Regions from separate parts of the Homo sapiens genome. Here region 1 is linked to region 2. Evidence: chromatin loops called from intact Hi-C (ENCODE). Cell type or tissue: PC-9. All regions are shown on one strand.

Evidence for each region. A loop is a pair of places that touch in the nucleus more often than their neighbours do. Peaks named below come from ENCODE experiments on the same cell type or tissue, not always from the same donor. Only the 100,000 strongest peaks of a DNase experiment are listed, where the experiment ranks them.
Region 1: a loop joins it to region 2, with 6 times the contacts of the local background. A loop is called at or near these places in 1 of 110 quality-filtered maps.

What each region holds. Positions count from the first base shown.
Region 1 is chr20:23,628,329-23,630,828 of GRCh38, forward strand. It overlaps a transcript of CST3 not described here. Among named protein-coding and RNA genes, the nearest start is that of CST3, 8.4 kb to the right of the region's middle. In PC-9, no CTCF peak of the experiment used is centred here; a DNase peak (open chromatin) is centred at 963; H3K27ac peaks cover 1,648 bases.
Region 2 is chr20:22,762,365-22,764,864 of GRCh38, forward strand. No RefSeq gene overlaps it. Among named protein-coding and RNA genes, the nearest start is that of LINC01747, 78 kb to the left of the region's middle. In PC-9, no CTCF peak of the experiment used is centred here; DNase peaks (open chromatin) are centred at 477 and 1,027; H3K4me3 peaks cover 678 bases; H3K27ac peaks cover 2,500 bases.

The DNA of each region.
Region 1 (2,500 bases), 870 kb after region 2:
ACAGCCAATTTCTCCTTGAACACAAGTCCATTGCAGCATCTTCAGAGGCAGGGCCAGCCTCTATTTTTCAGTCATGGTGACATCTGTGGTCCTTGCATTTTTAAGAGTGGCCTGCTACTTGTAAGGTCCAGGGGGCAGGTCCTCCACTTTCTGCAAGCTGGTCCTTGAGGCATTACTTCTGAAACAGTCAAGAAATGTCATGGGACTGTGGGTCTGAGAACCGACTGATGAGTTATTTTTGTCTGTCAGTGAGGACAGACAAGAGCACAGGGCTGGAAACCCAACCCAACTGGCCTGGTGGTTGGTTCACATAACTAGGAAGTTCAGAGCAAGGGCGGGCATCAGGCTCTGCTTGGTGCAGGGACTCCATTATAACCCACCTGCTCCTTGCTCTCTGTTTCTCTCTCTCTTTTTCTGAGACACAGGGTCTCGCTCTTTTGCCCAGGCTGGAGTTCAGTAGTGAAATCATGGCTCATTGCAGCCTCAAACTGCTGAGCTCACGCAGTCCTCCCGCGTCAGCCTCCAGAATAGCTGGGAGTGCACCACCAGGCCTGGTTTCCTTGCTGTCTCTTCAGTTTTGTTGCTTCCCATAACTTGGCTTCATTCTCAAACAGGCTCCAAGTGGGCCCCAGACCTCAAGTCTTTTTTATCTTCACACTCAGCAGGGAAGGAAGAACCCACTTATCACACAGTCAAACAAAATCCCACCGTTAAGCCTATGTGGGTCCTGGGCAGCCACACATAGGTCACGTGTTGTCCTCATGCCAATCATGAGGCTTCAGGGGAGGGAGACCCGCTGCCCTGACCAGCTTAGCCAGGGTCAAGTGCTCCAAGCTGTGGTCCAAAGGGTAGAGTCAGCTTCCCTGGAAAAAGGCGGAGTGAGAGGGGAGGAGGGGTGAATCCTCACGGGGAAACTGCTATTGTTGTTGTAAGAAGGTGGGGCAGTCATGGCTTGTGAGTCAGACGCTGGCCGCTGGCCTCAGAGGTGTGTTTGGTAATGATGCCTCCATGCATACAGCATGAGCTGCCCAGTCAGAGAAGGCACAGAGCCTGTGGGGTAAACACTTCCCAGCATCATTCCCTGCCTGGTAGCCATTCAGGAAAGGCAGCATTTTCCTCAGTCTTTTCATCAGGGTCCTGGATTTGGGTAAAATAAATAGATAAATAAATAACTGTTGCTATTAGTGATCTCAAGTCCCTCACAAAGAAGGTGGTCCTGTTCACTAGGAAGGCCTTTGGTTTATAAGCACCTTGATGGGTGTGGGGAAGTCTACAAAGAGCTGAGTGGTTCTACCCCACAAAGGAGCCTTTGGACTTGCTGAGGGACTCAGTGGAGAGGATGCGTGGACAGATGGGGAATGCCACGGCGAAGAGCAGGCAGGGGAACAATCAGGCCAGTGACTGGTGGGGGGGGGAGGGGGTGGAATGTGAAGGTCAAGTGGCAACTACCTTTGGGAGGGAAGCCAAGGGCATTTCAAGGACAGAAATACCCAGTGCTGGGTTTGAGGAAGTGGGGGTTACTGTTCCACAGGGCAGGAGGTGATTTCCTGAAATCACCGACAAATTTCATTGCCCCAAACAAAGCTTTGGTGGAAGGAATTTCCGTTTGCTTTTGCTTTGTTGAGTTTCATTTACTGGAAATCAAGGGCTACACGTTTGCAGAGATACCTGGCACGGAAAGTGTGTCCACAGGCAGATGTGACCATGAGACTATCTTTACCTGCTGCAATTTGCAGATGTTTTAGGAGCAACTGGACTTTGACCAGGACTCTAATTGAGTTATAGTCCAGTGGTTCCTTGGGGAAGCAATGGGAGGAGTATTTAAACATCCAATGTCCACGTCCCATCCCAGAACACGATCAACTTTTCCGACTGGGATCATGGGATTGCCATGTGCAGCCAGGCTCCCCAGTGACGCCATGTACAGCCAAGCTTGAGACTAGAGTTCAGATGAGCCTGACCTGGTCTCAAGGGAGCCAGAGCCCCAGCTGATGTCACAGTGGCCTGAGCACATCTGACTCGACCCCATAAGCCTCAGGTGACAGGATTTGGAAGTGACCCACTTGGCATCCCAGCACCAAGGGTGAGAGCAGGTATGGGTAATTAAAGGAATGTCTGTTCCCTATTTTAGTCACCATTGTGTTCATGGCTTCTCAGTGTTGTGTCTTTGAGCAGTGAACTCAGACAGCACAGCAGAGCATAAGGAGAGGAAGGGGTGACTAGCTGCTGTCTTCCTGGGCCTCGTCTCTCCAGCTTCGCCCTGGAGTTATGGGACAGGGCTGGCGATTTGCTCTCTCTACATCTTTTAGGGAGGCTTGTGGCCTAGTCCAAGGTCACTCCCGTCAGCCAATCATAAGCCAGCTCTCCTCTGTCTCTCACAGCCACATGGGTGGCAACATCCCAAGCCTCTAAGTCCATAAATAATAAACCACCAAGGCAGAGTTAAAAAAAAAAAAAAAGGCAAACTCAATAGTCTTCTATTGAACTATTAACTAGTCTA
Region 2 (2,500 bases):
GAGAGACATAGAGACAGAGAGAGACACAGAGACAGAGACAGAGAGAGACATAGAGACAGAGGCAGAGAGAGACACAGAGACAGAGAGAGAGAGAGACGTAGAGGCAGAGAGAGACAGAGCACTGGGGCAAGATGAGCTCCCACCGCCACCCCAGGAAGGGGCAGTCTGTGTCAGCTTCATTTCCTGGGAAGTAGAAATGTTAACCAAGGGAAATGGATGTTTTCTGCAGGCAAAGAGAAGGTCCCAAAATCCTCAAATTAATCATGCCCAAAGTTTGCATTATATAAAAGCAACACCTAACATGTCAGTGGATGTACAAAGGCACCTGGAAGGCATAGACAGGCCCAGGCCTGTAGAGTGTGCCCCACAGGCTGAGAGAGGCCACATGGCCAGGGAAGGGTGGGGCAAGACAAGGCCTCATGAGGGCCTGGGCAGGTCTGCCTGGCTCACAGCTGTGTCCTGGGGTCACCCCCGGCTGGGCACTTATGACACACTCAGAATGTGGAGTGTGTATCAAGGGGACAGCGTTCCATGTGGAAAGGGTTTGATCCCACAGGGGCAGGGAGCAGAAATATCTTCAAGTTGGACCACCATACTTTAATGTTAACAGACATCAGTGCCAGAGAGTCCTGTTCTAATTCTCTGACTTTCCCTGTCCTCCCTAATCAGGGGAAGTGGAGAGATGGCAGACTCCAGATTCTGGGAGCCCTGCATTCCTCTGTGCTCAGGACCCAGCACTCAGGCTGGCACCACTGTCTATTTGTGTCTGTCTCTCTGTCTGTCTGTCTTTTGTTGTAGCGGTTCTTTCGTTTTAAGTGAACTGGTTTCCCCAATGTGAGCAAGAAGAAATCCTACATGAAAAACATAAACGTCTTAGCGTGGCCAGATGAGACCCCTACACATCCCAAGGAGAGGCCGGGTGTGTCAGCTCAACTCACCAGGAAGTGCCTGGAGTGATCTCTGTGCCTTTATTCAAATGCCAGAGAGTTCACCGGCAAAGCATAACTTTGAGAGAATTTCTGAATCATTCCCAACAAGTGAGAAAGTGCAATTTAATAGAAAAAATTCCACAAATGGAGAGAATGCTGCTGAGCCTGTAACCTCAGACAGTGTCATGCCCAGGCCCCCATCTCTGGCCCCACGCCCGTGTGCCCACAGCCTGCCTGCCATGGGAACCCCCCAAATACCTTTTTATCCTGTTACACCCTGGGTTGGGGAAGGGAGTGGTGGTGGACTCTCCTGGATAGACTCAGTACCAAACCCTCTTGACCCAATTCAAAGGGTGGGACGGGATCGGAAGCAGGAAAAGAGCCATGGGTCAGGCAGCCCCTGGATAGATAGGTAGGGAGGGCCTGAGTGCCTACTGCCCCGTGCTGGGCGGTTCCAGGAAATTCCAGGCTGGCCAACCTAACTGGCTGCTATTTTAAGAGCTGTGCTGAGGCAAACCTAGAGAGAAACTCAGCTCAGTAAAAGCAAGACAATTGTATCAGAGAAGGCAAATCAGGCCACTCGAACTGTCCCACACCTTCTGGGATGAAGCCAGGGGCACAGGACTAGGCTGTGACTGTGATGCCCCTTTGACAACTGACCAATAGTTCATGGTCCCCCTAGAGCCTGGGCCAAGCCCTCAGCTCCCTGAAGTACCCACTTAACAGAAGGAGGAGGCTGTATGTCCCTTGGGATGGACTGTAGACACCAGTGCCCCCTTTAGATGGTCAGCAGTGCCTCCCAACCCAACCCATCATATATATATATATATATATATATATTTTTTTTTTTTTTTTTTTTAGATGGAATCTCACTCTGTTACCCGGGCTGGAGTGCAATGACGCCATCTCAGCTCACTGCAACCTCCGCCTCCCAGGTTCAAGCGATTCTCCTGCCTCAAGCGATTCTCCTGCCTCACCATCCCAAGTACCTGGGACTACAGGCACACACTACCACTCCCAGCTAATTTTTGTATTTTTAGTTGAGACAGGGTTTCACCATGTTGGCCAGGATGGTCTCGATCTCCTGACCTCATGATCCGCCCACCTCAGCCTCTCAAAGTGTTGGGATTAAAAGCGTGAGCCACCGTGCCCAGCCCCAACCCATCATCTTAATACCATGACTCTGTAGAGCAGAAGTTCCCAAATGAGGTGGCCCCACTCGGGTTCACTTTCCTGACAAGTCCAGGATGATTGCTCTGATCTCAGGGCCATGGTCACCTGCTGTCCACTTGCAGACCTGGACGGCGTGAGGCCTGGGTCTTCATCTGGTGATCCGGTGTCACTCAGCATCACTCATGCCTCCTGGTGGCTCCTCCCTTAACCATCAGATGAGGTGTGGGGGTGAGCAATGTCCTGTGACCTTGCAGTCTCTGGGTGCCCAGCTTGCCTGTGTGCCTGTGAAAGGCTGCAGGAAGCAGGGGCTGGAGGCTCAGAGGTACACGTTCTGGGCTCAGTTCCCCTTTGATTCAGAGGTTTCAGGCCCTCCGCAGGACCAGGGATACCCAGATCCC